2 separate regions of the Homo sapiens genome follow, and region 1 is linked to region 2. The links are chromatin contacts, found by Hi-C in ENCODE. All regions are on one chromosome and are shown on one strand. Each heading gives the region's core, a stretch centred on a gene start or an enhancer-like site at or near the end of the contact. The rest is flanking DNA. Distances are from core to core; before and after follow the strand shown. Region 1 overlaps PRKAG2 (protein kinase AMP-activated non-catalytic subunit gamma 2). Region 2 holds the start of EZH2 (enhancer of zeste 2 polycomb repressive complex 2 subunit).

The links. Hi-C counts contacts between places; a loop is a spot of excess contacts on that map. Pooled maps may share reads with other maps.
Region 1: a loop to region 2 is called in a map with no recorded cell type, with 8 times the contacts of the local background. The contact joins the enhancer-like site here to the promoter of EZH2 in region 2. A Hi-C loop is called at or near these places in 3 of 37 single-sample maps with no recorded cell type and 6 of 50 pooled maps.

The regions. Positions count from the first base shown.
Region 1 is chr7:151,636,500-151,640,011 of GRCh38, reverse strand. All of the region lies in intron 4 of PRKAG2 (protein kinase AMP-activated non-catalytic subunit gamma 2), which reads left to right. Among named protein-coding and RNA genes, the nearest start is that of RHEB, 120 kb to the right of the region's middle. Within about 2 kb of position 2,096, at least 7 of the 41 ENCODE cell types and tissues checked have a DNase peak (open chromatin) inside an H3K27ac peak, as active enhancers do.
Region 2 is chr7:148,882,082-148,885,929 of GRCh38, reverse strand. It overlaps EZH2 (enhancer of zeste 2 polycomb repressive complex 2 subunit), which reads left to right and starts at 1,639. Exons shown (of 20, transcript NM_004456.5): 1 at 1,639-1,766. LOC124901767 (a long non-coding RNA gene) reads right to left here and starts at 741. Exons shown (of 2, transcript XR_007060579.1): 1 at 447-741. RefSeq lists silencers at 1,006-1,235, 1,356-1,725, 1,886-2,475 and an enhancer at 1,694-2,385.

The DNA.
Region 1 (3,512 bases), core at 847-3,346, 2.8 Mb before region 2:
ATGTCACTCTTATCAGTCAGGGTTCTTCAGAGAGACAGAGCCAATAGGTGATAGATAGATGATAGAAACGGATGGAGGTAGGTAGATAGATAATAGATGATTGATTGATTGATTGATTGACTGACTGATAGATGGATGAGAGGGGATTTATTGGGGGAATTGCCTCATGGGATTATGGAGGCTGAGAAGTCCCACAACAGGCCATCTCCAAGCTGGAGTCCCTGGGATGCAGGTAATGGTAGCGTGGCTCAGTCCAAGTCTGAAAGCCTCAGAACTAGAGAAGCCAGTGGCGTAATTCTCAGTCCAAGGCCAAAGGCCTGAAAACCAGAGGGCTGCTGCTGTTAAGTCCCAGTGTCAAGGCAGGAGAGCCTGGAGTTCTGATGCCCAAGAGCAGGAAGAGGAAAGTGTCCCAGCTCCAGGAGAAAGAGCAAGGAAATCCTCTGTCACCTTTATTGTTCTCTCCAGGCCCCCAGCTAATTAGATGGCGCCCGCCCACACTGGAGGCAGATCTTCCCCACTCAGTCCACTGACCCACATGCCAGTCTCTGGAAACTCCTGCACGGACACACCCAGAAATAATGCTTTACCGGTTGTCTAGGTGTTCCTTAATCCAGTCAAGATGACTGGATTCAAATTTAACCATCATAGGCACTCTGGCTACACGGAAGGAAATAGACTGGAAAGCGGGCAAGACTGGAGGAGCTCAAGCTGCCCGGCTGGCCAACCCTGAGAAAATGGAAGCCTGAAACAGGGGAGGTGTAGCAGGGATGGAGACAAGTGGGTTGTCTCAAAAGAAACCAAGACGGCAAGACCCAGAGGACTGGGGCACAGTTTTAGATGAAGTGCATCTGCGTTGGTGTAGAAAACTCCAGTGGAGATGATGGCAGTGTGGAGCTCAGGAGAGGGCTGGGCTGGGACTGAGACCTGGACATGTCAGGCACAGTGGTGGGTTGGAGCTGCCTGGAGAATGCCCAGTGGGAACGGGAGCAGAGTGCATGTGCAGCTCCTGTCCAGCATCCAGGGGGTTTCACGTCGTTCTTTACTCTTTGGAGGACGCCCTTGCAGAGCAGAGTGGAGCTCAAGGAAGACAGCAGGATGCACAGAAACTAAGAGTTCTGTATGCTAAATTATTCAGGAGCTCCTTACCCAGTATTTGAGGTTGATTTATTTCTTGCAGGAGCTATTTAAGACTTCTTTTAAGAGGCAGAGCAAACTCATATCCGACCTCTGTGCGTAAAGGAGTGCTTTTTTGGCAATTGTTTTATGATTAAGTTTTCAGGCTGAAGTTTTCCCTTCTGATAGTCATTCAAAATACAGTGTTTTGCTGCACCTGGGCACAATTATGTAAGACACAACTTAATAATTTAGCTTTTTTTTTTGAGACAGAGTCTCACTCTGTCGCCAAGCTGGAGTGCAGTGGTGCAATCTTGGCTCACTCCAAGTTCCGCCTCCTGGGTTCAAGCGATTCTCCTGCCTCAGCCTCCCGAGTAGCTGGGACTACAGGTGTGCGCAACCATGCCCGGCTAATTTTTGTATTTTTAGTAGAGACGGGGTTTTCACCATGTTGGCCAGGATGGTCTCGATCTCCTGACCTTGTGATCCGCCCGCCTCGGCCTCCCAAAGTGCTGGGATTACAGGCATGAGCCACCATGCCGGGATAATAATTTAGCATTTTTTACCAACCAAGAAGTCACACTTGTGATGGCTCCATGTTTCTCAGGCATTCTCTCCATAAAGTCCAACTTGGGTCCCTCTGTTCCCTCCCACCACACTAGAGTCCAGTAACCTCAGACTGGCTGATGTGATATAAATGGAAATGTTCCCTGTGGTGGAACTGTGCCAGGCTGTTAGCAGAACCCAGTTCCTCCCTGCCATGGTTGGCCCATTTTGTTCTCCCTGGGGAGATCGGTCTGGATTATCAGGAGGGTTTGGGTGGTGGATTTGGTCTGTTTTTGCTACATCAAACATCCCTGATGCTGATGGACTGAGAGAGGAGTCGGTGTCACAAGTGCACGCCCCTTCCCTTTGCTTGCATGACATTGCCCACGCCCTTCCCCTCCCTTCGCCTCTTCTCCCGGCTTTCCCTGCCTGCCTGAAACAGCTAAAATTAAGTCTGGCATAAGTCTGTTGAGACTTTAAGAAAACATTGCCATAAAAGGGCAACGACGACCACCAGCTTCAAGTTCTGTGTGCTGACAAATTCGTCTGTCTTTTGACCCTGTGCACATTAATGTACATACCTAAACTGTAAAAGCCCTCAAATTCCTGAAATTGACTTAGTGTGTTATAAAAAAAAAAAAAAAACCTCATGACTTTTTCTGTTGTTCCATGAGTAGCCTCCTTTCTAAGGAAGAAAACATAAGATTTCTTACTAAGTAAAAAACCTGTAGAAATAAATTCAATCCCACTAGCATATTACATAAAAACATTTTTATTTTAGGCTACTCCTGTACACCCATTCATTATCAAGTGGAGTTGCATAAAACATTAATTGTTAGAATTTCTACTCTCTACCAACTTCTGTAGTGATGGTTTATAGGTCTTTTCAGTCTGTGAACCACTTTTGCGGTCCTCCTGACGTACATACTGCCATTTGTTGCCCATTTCTGCCTCCCAAAAAACAACCCCTCACGATTACAGGTGAAATTGATGGTGCTTATCATAAACACCGGTAAGAATTTTTTTAAATTATTGCAAGAGACAAAAGCATAGACTTAGAACGAGAGATACTTCCTGTGTACCTTGGCTCACTCCAAGTTTTTTTAAAAAACTTTTTTTAAAAATTAAACTTTTTATTTTGAGATAATTGTATATTCACATATAGTTGTAAGAAATAATGCAGAGAGATCCTGTGCACCCTTTACCTAGTTCCCCGCAGTGGTAACATCTTGCAAAACTAAACAGTACAGGAGAAACTTGAATCCTCATACATTGCTGGTAAAAATGTAAAATGGTGCAGCCACCTTGAAAACAGTTCAGCAGGTCCTCAAAATATTAAATGTAGAGAGGCCAGGTGTGGTGGCTCATGCCTGTAATCCCAGCACTTTGGGAGGCTGAGGCGGGTGGATCACCTGAGGTCAGGAGTTCGAGACCAACCTGGCCAACATGGTGAAACCCCATCTCTACTAAAAATATGAAAATTAGCCGAGCATGGTTGTGCGCACCTGTAGTCCCAGCTACTCGGGAGGCTGAGGCAGGAGAATCACTTGAACCCAGGAGGCAGAGGTTGCAGTGAGCTGAAATCGCGCTACTGCACTCCAGCCTGGGTGACAGAGTGAGACTCCATTTCAAAACTAAATTTAAAATATATATATATTAAACATAGGGTTACCCTGTGGCCCAGCAATTCCACTCCTGTATATATGAAATGAAACACATGTCCACACAAACACTTGCACAGGAATGTCCATAGGAGCATTTTCACCACAGCCAAAAAGTGGAAACCACCTGAGTGCCCATCAGCTGACGAAAGGATAAACAAGGTGTGTGTGTCCACACAACAGAGTATCGTT
Region 2 (3,848 bases), core at 390-2,889:
ACATCCTAGTAAAAATAAATTCGGAATACTCTTAACTGCATTGCCACATGAAGCAATAGGAGAGACTGTATCCTAAGCAGAATCCCTCTAATTCCTCTGGGTTGAGGTAGCTTGACCCCCCATAACCAAGATCAATTTTTTTTTTTTTTTTGAGATGGAGTCTCGCTCTGTCGCCCAGGCTGGAGTGCAGTGGCGTGATCTCGGCTCACTGCAAGCTCCGCCTCCCGGGTTCACGCCATTCTCCTGCCTCAGCCTCCCGAGTAGCTGGGACTACAGGCGCCCGCCACCACGCCCGGCTAATTTTTTGTATTTTTAGTAGAGACGGGGTTTCACCGTTATTAGCCAGGATGGTCTCGATCTCCTGACCTTATGATCCGCCCGCCTCGGCCTCCCAAAGTGCTGGGATTACAGGCGTGAGCCACCGCGCCTTGCAAATATCCTCACACTTTGCAGAGGCGGCAAGTGAACAGTGCTCATCTTGATAAAGGATTTTTAACACTGACACGTGCTTAGAACTACGAACAGTGGAAGGGTCTGAAATGGCAGCAATGTCGCCCTTTCACAGGTTTCTAGGGCGATAAGCACTGCAAGCTCGGCCAGCCAAAGTCCAGCGGTGGGGGAAAAAACGGCCAAGGCAGCAGCAGACATAATCAAACAGGGCCCGGGTCGGCGGCGGTGGCTCACGCCTGTAATCCCAGCACTTTGGGAGGCCGAGGCGGGCGGATCACCAGAAGTCGGGAGTTCGAGACCAGCCTGACCAAGACCCGTCTCTACTAAAAATAGAAAATTAGCCGGGCGTGGTGGCGCATGCCTGTAATCCAGCTACTCGGGAGGCTGAGGCATGAGAATCGCTTGAACCCGGAAGGCGGAGGTTGCGGTGAGTCGAGATCGCGCCATTGCACTCCAGCCTGGACAACCAGAGCGAAACTCCGTCTCAGGAGAAAAAAAAAAAAGTAGTAACGGGTCCGGCGGCAGCGCGCGGGCCGGGCGAGCGTCTCCCGGCAAACGCGGCGCCACAGCTGAGCCGACCTCCGGGGCCCGCGCCCTCCCCTCCCCGGGCACCACTAGGAGCGGCCAGCCCGGGCCTCGGCTCCGCGCGCGGGGAAACGAGCGCGGCGGTTAAAACCGTTACCACCCCCGAGTTTTGAACTGGTTCAAACTTGGCTTCCAGCACCCGCCCCGCCCCTCCCCCGCCCGGGAACTCTGCGGCGCCGGTTCCCGCCAAGAGCCGCCGGCGCTTCGTCCCGCCCTTCGGCCGGTTCCCGCCACCTATCCTCCCCGCCTCCCGTCCGCGGCGGGCTCCGGGCCCCCGCGATGTCTCCCGGTCCCCGCGTGCCTGCACACCGCCTTCCTGAGAGGCGCCGTGTGTTCAGCGAAAGAACAAAGAGACGGCGGCGGCGCTTCCACACGGCCAGTGGCGTCCCTTACAGCGAACCCCGCCGCCGCCCGCGCGCGCACGCGCTGCCAGTGCCCGCCCGCCCACGAGCCCTGAGCGCACTCTGCGTGGGGCTGGCTCGGCGCCTCCGAGCCCGGCGGGCCCTGTGATTGGACGGGCGCCCGCCTCGCGTCCCGCCAATCGGGGCGGCGCTTGATTGGGCTGGGGGGGCCAAATAAAAGCGATGGCGATTGGGCTGCCGCGTTTGGCGCTCGGTCCGGTCGCGTCCGACACCCGGTGGGACTCAGAAGGCAGTGGAGCCCCGGCGGCGGCGGCGGCGGCGCGCGGGGGCGACGCGCGGGAACAACGCGAGTCGGCGCGCGGGACGAAGGTAACGCGCCGCTGCGGGCGGCCCGGCCGGCGGGGCTCCGGGAGTGCGAACCGGGCGGCGGCGGCGGCGCCAGGACCTCCCCGCCACTGCTGTGCCGGTCCCGGGTATCGCCGAGCGGGGCTCACCGGGGCGCCGCGTTTGTAGGCGTGCGGGGGGTGGAGGGTGAGGGGAGAGCCCCCCTCCCCGGAAGGAGCTGTGAGCTTCGGGCTGGCCCGCGGGACCCTGCGAGTGAGGCAGCGCACACCCCTGGAGCTGCGGGGCGGGGGGCGTGTGGGGGGCTCCTTTCCCGGTGCTTGTCCTGGCCGGGGCGCCGGGGCCGGGGTCGGGGCGTTCCGGTGCCCGGTCCAGGGTGGCAGCTCGAGCCTCAAGTCTCCTTTGTGTGGCGCGGCCGCGGCGGGAGCGCCCGGGTGGGACGGGACAGACACAAGTTGGTGGGACCCAGCCGCCGAGTCCGCACTCAGACAAAGGACGGACTGTGTCTCCGGAGGGCTCGGCGCGAGGGGAAGGGGCATGACACCCGGGCCCGCCGGCGGGCGGGAGAGGGGCGTGGGGAGGCGCGGGCCGCTGCCGGGGTGGGCAGGGCTCGGCCCTCGCCTCGCGCACGCCCCCGGTCCCGGGCGCGCCGACCCCGGGCTGGGGCCGCGGCGCTCGCGGGACGACGTTCGCGGCGGGGAACTCGGAGTAGCTTCGCCTCTGACGTTTCCCCACGACGCACCCCGAAATCCCCCTGAGCTCCGGCGGTCGCGGGCTGCCCTCGCCGCCTGGTCTGGCTTTATGCTAAGTTTGAGGGAAGAGTCGAGCTGCTCTGCTCTCTATTGATTGTGTTTCTGGAGGGCGTCCTGTTGAATTCCCACTTCATTGTGTACATCCCCTTCCGTTCCCCCCAAAAATCTGTGCCACAGGGTTACTTTTTGAAAGCGGGAGGAATCGAGAAGCACGATCTTTTGGAAAACTTGGTGAACGCCTAGTGAGTTGCCACTTTCTAAAGAATCGTAATCCTTAAACATTACAAGCTGTTTTGGCCAACTTGTGTGATACATCTGAGAATGGCGACAGGTGCTAACGAAATCAACTGTCATTCAGCCAGATTATTCCCCAAATCCCGACGGGTTGAATGAGGATGAGGTGGTAGAAGTAGGTGATCAAAATAGAATGGCTATGACAAATGTGTGTTTAGATTATACGGTTAGCAGTTTCTTATTAATTGGTCTCGTTTTCTGTGAACAATAGCTTTGGTGATTCAGAAAAGACTGCATGGAGAAATGTTTGTTGCCTAAGAAATTTAACGTGTGCTGTCCACAGTTAAACTTCCTTTATCACACAGGATCTGTAACATTTAAATTCATTTGGAAATAAAAATGTGTCTTTGCTATTTACTTAAAGGCTTGCTTTTTAGGGTTCAAGCAAGTTATTATTAGTTTAATTTTGTGGCGTTTTGATGTCATCATAAAACAGCATTTAATAAACCTTTGAAAAACACGAATGCTGTCACAATTGAATGTAGTTTATACTTTTAGGGGTTTTGGAGTTTATTTTCTATTACTCTTCATAAGCATTAGCAACTAATTCATGTTTAGGAATACTGTACAAGTGTGTAATCCTAACTTGTTTATTTGTAATTTTATTTGCAGGAAAACAAGTATTTAAGATATATTTTAATTTTCTATTCATGGTCTCTAAAGTTAGGAATAGGTAGGATTCTAGTCATAGATATAAAGCGTCTTGTTCTCTCTTTTCGGAGGTGTGTTGGGTGATGTAATATTTAAGGTTTCCCGGAAACAGGAACACTGCATCTTAAATTCTCGTTTTTGTGGAAAGTGAATATATTCCAAGAAAACAAGTTAGAAAAACATAGGCGTTCTTCTGGTTGCACTGTCCTATATGATAAAGATCTAATGTGCATCTGCTAACTTAAGGTTTCATAAAAATGGAGACAAATAAATGCAATATAAATTTATTACATATATTTTGGAGAGTGTTGACACCACTGTACGGGCATTCCAGGTGCTGGTCTAAGTGTTGAGACATTATAACAAAAAAGTAACGTTTATATTAGTTACTATTAATTCTGTATTTAAAAAA